2 separate regions of the Homo sapiens genome follow, and region 2 is linked to region 1. Evidence: chromatin contacts called from ENCODE Hi-C or POLR2A ChIA-PET data. All regions are on one chromosome and are shown on one strand. The core of a region is the stretch at or near the end of the contact, and the rest is flanking DNA. Distances in the headings are between cores, read along the strand shown. Region 1 overlaps KIF1B (kinesin family member 1B). Region 2 has its middle 64 kb from the start of CASZ1.

Evidence for each region. A loop is a pair of places that touch in the nucleus more often than their neighbours do. ChIA-PET counts read pairs that join two places held with the same protein, here RNA polymerase II (POLR2A). Pooled maps may share reads with other maps.
Region 2: a map with no recorded cell type shows a loop between it and region 1 (2.5-fold over the local background). The contact joins two enhancer-like sites. A Hi-C loop is called at or near these places in 1 of 168 maps with a recorded cell type or tissue (endothelial cell of umbilical vein), 2 of 37 single-sample maps with no recorded cell type and 4 of 50 pooled maps. POLR2A ChIA-PET finds 5 or more read pairs at or near these places in 1 of 52 experiments (GM10248).

Annotation. Positions count from the first base shown.
Region 1 is chr1:10,377,158-10,380,564 of GRCh38, reverse strand. It overlaps KIF1B (kinesin family member 1B), which reads right to left. Exons shown (of 49, transcript NM_001365951.3): 49 at 1-3,407. Among named protein-coding and RNA genes, the nearest start is that of PGD, 20 kb to the left of the region's middle. RefSeq lists an enhancer at 2,351-2,851 and a silencer at 2,899-2,998. Within about 2 kb of position 1,923, at least 17 of the 41 ENCODE cell types and tissues checked have a DNase peak (open chromatin) inside an H3K27ac peak, as active enhancers do.
Region 2 is chr1:10,859,411-10,862,817 of GRCh38, reverse strand. No RefSeq gene overlaps it. Among named protein-coding and RNA genes, the nearest start is that of CASZ1, 64 kb to the right of the region's middle. RefSeq lists enhancers at 887-1,388, 1,768-2,268. Within about 2 kb of position 1,884, at least 5 of the 41 ENCODE cell types and tissues checked have a DNase peak (open chromatin) inside an H3K27ac peak, as active enhancers do.

The sequences.
Region 1 (3,407 bases), core at 674-3,173:
CTGGCTACTTTTTGTATTTTTAGTAGAGACGGGGTTTCACCATGTTGGCCAGGCTGGTCTCAAACTTCTGACCTCAGGTGATCCACCTGCCTTGGCCTCCCAATGTGCTGGGATTACAGGCGTGAGCCACCACACCCGGTTGAATCTTTCAAGAGGCAGGTTAACAATCACATTTTTAAAAGGGAACCGAAAGGAAAACTGAAAGACCTAAGTCAAACAAGCCCTGATACTGTCCATTGGAACCCGAGCGGGACACAGCACGAGGGAAATGCAGAAAGAGTACCGATGAGTGTGCACACTGGAGAATCCTTTCTCTCCAATCCACTGTGCAAGTAAGTATAGCTGGATAAATATACATAGACCTGACAAAATTAAATATCCCTGTAAATTAGACAATAAGCAGCAGGCAACAAAGTCTTTGCTTTGGAATATGTGCCAGGAAAAGTCATCTTGTTTTTAGATCTCAAGAGACAGTTCACAATGACTTAGTTCCTTCATCTGAAATGAGCTGAAAAATCCATAAAAAATAGGAGAGTTGTCTGAAGTCTATGTGACTGAAGGGAAAAAATATATAATAGTGGTTTCTTAGTTGGGAAACTCACTCCATTGCCCCTTGCCGTCAGCACGTTTAACAACGAGCTGGGGCTCAGGTGCCCGGCCACTGCCACAAGCACCCCTTGCCTGTGCTCCTGACTAGCGCATGGGCTGGCTGGCCCTGCACAGTCCTGGCCTGAGCGCTGACTGACTCCCAGGAGGGCACACAGACACAGAGAGGGTCTGAGCACTGATTTGGGGCTGGTGGTGAGGCCATATTTTGCTTTGATGGGAGAAAGGAGGATGAGAGACAGAGGAGGAGGTGATTAGTATTAACTAGCACTTATTTCTCTGAATTTGCCTAAGAATTCTCTTTCCTGCCTTTTAAAGTTTTTGCTTATTTAAAGGCGTGCTTTAAGAAAATACATAAAGGTGGTTTCCTTAAGGGCTATGTTTCTTAACTTTCCCGCCACAACAGCAACAACTAGAGCCTCATAAACAGTTCCTGCCACAAATCTCTCACAGCCTCACAGTGGGGATGGTTCTGTCGGGCAAGGGAGCACCCACCCTGGACGTGCTGGGGACCAGCAAAGGCTGTCTGCACCTGCCAGCCGCAGCAGGGGCGCCCCAGAGGGTGAAGAGCACGCAGGACACGACCACTCTGCTCCCTCTGGCTCCCTAAGAGGCCTTCTTATTCAGGCACGCTATGAACAGACAGTCCAGTTTGGCCTGTTCTAATGTCTGACGCTTCCAAAGCAAAGACTTTCCAAACCAGTTTTGTATGAGTTAGAAGAAAAACAAAAGTCATTTCAGTGTATCACATAATTTCACTCTCTCTCAGGCTTCCCACCGTCCTGTGTCACAGACATGGATCCTCTGTCACACTCTGTAACAGCAGCATCAATGACTTAATTTTAAAAGTGACCTTCAAATTCCATCTTCATTTCCCTGAAATTAGATTTGATTCCAGTCCAGGCAGCCATCTCTAAGCACCGACAGATCCTGCTGGTTTGAATAGAACCGGAAGGGCATATTGTGTCCATCAGACAATGAAACTTCTAACTACATTAGAAAATCTCACATACCACTTAGAAAACAAATAACATCACAGTTAGTGACCTATGTTTTAACAGGAAGAAGAAAGTTAAAAAAAAAATCCGCCATAGAGTTTCCGCGGGTCACTTTTCAGGTGCAGACGCAGCCTGTGATTCTATCCTTTCCTTTCTCTCTCCGTGATTCACTTTTCCTCCTCTTCACAATGCAGTGATAAGGAGCGAAGCTGGGAGACCTGTTCTTCAGAGATGAGCCCAACCAGGAAGTGAGAAACAAGGTTGTGGATGATGACACAAGTCTCCCTAGCAACAACTCTGCAGAGGCGCGCAAGCCCCTGGCCTTTGCTGCGTGAAGCGGGAAGTCATCCAGCTGCCTAACGCCTGAGAGTCAGCAACCTCAAGGCCGAGGACTCACCAAGTGGGAGTGAGCAGATACTTTCCTGAATGCCTGAGCAATGGTGAAACAGAGAGGTCTGAGCAAGGGAAGTAAAGGATGGTGTAAAACAATCCCAAGACAACTGGCAAAGCAACTGAAGTCACTGGAGGCTTTCTTTTTCCCCTCTCATCCTGGAAAACTTACTGGCAGCTGAAAGAGACAGACTTATCTTCTCTGATGATCTCGGAAGCCAGATGACCTGGTCTGTCAGAAGGAAAGAAGACTGTCCACAGTGAGCTTCCTCCTTTCTCCCTGGGCAGTGTTTCCACACCAGATGGAGAGGAGCAGGGAACACGCAACAAAGCCTGGGGCCCGGGCTCCCTGGACGTTCATCCGTGCCCCTAGGCATATTGTGTTTTGTTTGGAGTAGTGGTCACGGTTAGTTTTAATCCTGGGATCCAGAAAGCAAAGCCTGCCACATTTGCTTATTTATGAGTATAGAGAGCATCACTGAAAGCATCTTCAACCTGACAAGCATCAATGAAAACAACTGCTGGATTCAGAGGGAGACTTCCAGGTTTATGCCTGAAAGCTATATTTCTTTGATCAAAGGGAGCTGTAACAATCACAAGGTCACTACCCAGCATTATTATTTTTTTTTTTTTCTGAGGCAGAGTCTTGCTCTGTCACCCAGGCTGGAGTGCAATAGCGCGATCTTGGCTCACTGCAACCTCTGCCTCCTGGGTTCAAGCAGTTCTCCTGCCTCAGGCTCCCAAGCAGCTGGAATTACAGGCATGTGCCACCATACCCGACTAATTTTGTATTTTTAGTAGAGACGGGGTTTCATCATATTGGCCAGGCTGGTCTTGAACTCCTGATCTCGTGATCTGCCCGCCTCGGCCTCCCCAAGTGCTTGGATTACAGGCGTGAGCCACTGTGCCCGGCCTGCCCGGCATTATCTTAATCATAACAATGACCATCAAGTTTATCACCAGAAAGTGAAACACTCCCGCCTTGTGGAACATTTGTGTATGACATGGCACTAATTCCAACTGTACCACCACCATCACTAATGCCAAAAGCAGAACTGAGACACTCCTAGAAAAGAGCTTCCCTCCCAACAGAGAAAAAACAGTGGGCAGGAATCCTGCTGTGAGGAGCTACAAGCATCCCACCGCCTGCTGCCATCACGGCCCACGGCCAAACCCTGGGGTCCCCTGAAGTCCACCAGAAGCATCCTTGGCATTTCCCTTCACACAAAGTCAAGAGCAGCCACTGTCCCAGGCCCACTGAAAAAGCCTCTCGTCTCCTCTCTACCAGTAAATAAAAATTCCATAATTATGCCGTAAAAAGCCCCAACTTTGACTCAGAATATAACTGTTGCAGTTCTATGCTCACTACCACCTTTTCCCTGAATGGAAATGCAGGGATTAGCCATGGCAAAA
Region 2 (3,407 bases), core at 635-3,134, 480 kb before region 1:
GGGAGGGGGGAGAGGGGGCAGACTTGGGGGATGAGGGTCTCCTTCTCGGGTGACTGGTCCTCTGTGCTTAACCTGCATTATTCTTGCATTTAACACTCACAACATCCCTACTAGGCAGGGGTCGTTAACGTCCCATTGTATAGATGAGAACACCGAGGCTCAGAGAGGTGAGGTCACCAGCTTTAGGTCTCAGCTCTGTCCTGACACTCACGTCTGCTCTCTAAACTGCTGTGCTTCCTGACACTTGCCCTTCACAATTTAGGTGAATTCCAGGAAGGGTCCACATTTCAGCTGCGGACGGAAGGGAGTTTGGGATAAGGATAGGGGCTTGGAGGCCTTGGGGGGCTGGGGGCTGTGGGGAGGGAGAGCTAGAGTGGCCCCAGCTCTGCCTCCTCAGCCCTGCTAAGGAGGACAGTGTTCTGCCTATTAATCATGTTTCATTTATATTAGCTTGACTCGATCTACTGTATATTTGAAATGGATTTAATTTTAGATCACGCACTATGGAAGGGGGCCAGTTTGGTGTAAGGAGCATTATGAATATTTTCCATAAGCTGGATATACATTATCCAGGGACAGATATATGAGCAGCAGCACAGGGCTCCTGGCTGGGGGAAGGGAGCTGCTCTCTCCTCCCTTCCCCCGACTCCCCTGAATCCCAGGGTCACAGGGCTTTGGAGGGACCCATCTTGACACCCTGCCCCTGTGGGTGTGGTGGGCTGTCAGCCCCATCTTTCCCCTGCCTGTGACCTCATCCCCATTGACCTCAAAGCCGCCGCTTCTCCCAGCTCCTTGCCGACTGGCAGGCCTGAGAGATGTGTGCAAGGTGGGAGGGGCCCAGGACCGCACCAGATCCCAGGGCCAGGGGACACTGGCCTGACCTGCTCTGATTCCCCAGAGCTGTGGGAGGCACAGGGCATAGCCTGAGATACAGACCAGGGGGTGGGACTTGGAGGAGAAAGGCATCAGAACACCCACCTTCAACCCTAAGCTCTGATGGAGGAGGAAGCCAGGTTCTCGCTGGCAAGCTGATGGGTGGCACCTTCCAGCTCAGCCAAGCAGCAGTGGACAGGCTACACCTTCCCGAGAGCCCCCAGGCCTGGGCTGGGATGCCCCTTTCCTGGGGGCTGGCCGTGGGCCTGAGTCCTGAGGTCTTGTCCCTGACAGAGGGCATTAAAGCTAGAAGGCCCCTCTTGAGACAGCCTGTGACTCCAGACTCAAGCTGGGGAAACTGAGGCCCAGAGAGGATAAGGGTCTTGCTTAGGGTCGCAGAGTGAGCAGGGAAGGTGCACATAGGCACTTACTTGCCTAATGTTTTCGTGCTGTAACGTGCTTCCCTTGTTGGTTCTCCTCTGAGCCTCACACTGGCCCTGCCCCCTGAGGAAACTGACACTCATGGTGGTCGAAGGAGAAGCCCGTGGACGCACACTCACACTCACACTGGGGAACAGCAGAACTGAGTGTCAGAGGCCTGCTCCGCAGCTCTGTGTGAGCCACGTGTGGCATCGGACTTTACGGACAGAGGAAACCATAGCTTAGGAAGGTGATGACATTCATATCCACACCTAAACCTTTTCTCTTCCTGCACCTCAAATCTGTGCCCCCATTCCATTTCCTTATCTAGATAAGTGGCTCCACCATCTCCCAAGCTGCACATGACCCAAATCCGGCTTTCATCCCTGCCGCCACCTCTTCTCCCCCGCCACCATCACCACGACTGATCAGTCTTCCCGTAACTGACCCTCTCTGGTCTGCCTGCTTTTCTCCTTCACCCCCATCTCCTTTACCCAGGCTGCCACTGTCTCTCCCAGCCCACCGCATGGGCCTCCTGGAGTGTCCACAGAGTCTCTGCCAACTCCAGTCTGTTCCCTGCACCGTGGCCAGAGGACCTTGTTTAAACACAGCACAGTCACATTGCACACTCCTCCTCTTGGCATTCCTAGGACCAAATCCTGAATCCGGACGCTGGACAAGAAGGCTCGCCAGAGAGTGACTCCTGCCCAGTTCCCCAGAGTCACACCCTCCTCCCGCCTCTCCACCTCCAGGGTCAGCTTCCATGCCTTTCCAGCTCTTTACCTGCCGTGCGCCGTGACCCTCCACTCCAGGACCTCGGCACACACTGGTCTCTCGACCTGGACCTCTGCCCCCTTGCTCTGTACCTGGGGGTTGAAGGGTTTACTCCTCTGCAACCTGCAAGCTCTGTTTTGACTATTCCAGGGAGGCTCTCTGATCACACCTACCCTTCCCCACCCAAGTCTAGCTCAAGACCTACTTCTGCCTTTTGCAAACCCTGCAGCCGTAAGGGGATAGCTGGGGATGAACTCTCCACACCCAGCCGCTTTGGAAAAGCGCTGGGCCTGGAGCGGACAGGTATCAGCTGCTATTCCGTCCTCCCCACTACGGGCACATCCATCAGCTCCTCCGTCGGCGCAGAGTATAATACACCCGTCACCCACCCCAGCCTGGGCTGGCAGCCTTTCAGAAGTGGCATGCAACGTTTCTCTTATTCATTCTTAATTTAAGGTTTTGTGAGTTGTAATAACCCCCCTTCCCCCCAAATCACTGGGGATGGGGACCTCCGTGTCAGCCCCGGGCCAGGAGAGCTGAAGGGTAATTGCATTGCACATATGCTAATGGTTGTCTGGAGAAGACAATGGCAACAGGGGGCCTGGGATGGGGCCTATCTCAGTACCTAGAGTACCTGAGGGTGGGGGAGTGTGGGCTGGGTTTGGGGGACTGGTGTTGCAAGCCAGATGGGGGCATTGAGGGCTTGTGTGCTCCGCAGTCCGTAGTAGAGAAGATGAGAGAGGCTGGGAGTCCCAGTCTAGGGGGCTTTACTGGAGACAGATGCCCTGGAAAGGGCCTGAAAAACCCCTTTCTTCCTCCAACTCCTCCTGTCCCACCCCAGAGTGCAGGCTGCTCCCCTCTTTTCTGGGACCAGAGATGGCTCTCAAAGAGAAGGAGAACTGGGGCACATGGATGTTGCACTGGGCACTCAAATCCTGGTCCTGCCTCCTACAACCTGTGTAGCATCAAACAAGCTACTGAACCTCTCTGAGCCTCAGTTTCCTCATCTTTAAAAGTTTTTGTTTTTTTTTTGACAAGGTCTTGCTCTGTTGCCCGGGCTGGAGTGCAGTGGCGTGATCTCCACTCACTGCAACCTCCCCGTCCTGGGCTCAAGCAATCGTCCCACCTCAGCCTCCAAGTAGCTAAGAGCACAGAGGAGCACCATCATGTCTTTTTTTTTTTTTTTGAAATTTTTGTAGAGACAGGGTTTCACCATGTTGCCCATGCTAGTCTCGAACTCCTGGACTCAAGCGATTCACCCACCTCAGTCTCTCAAAGTGCTGGGATCACAGGCATGAGCCACTGTGCCTGGCCAAAAGTCTTTTTTCTTTTTTTTTTTT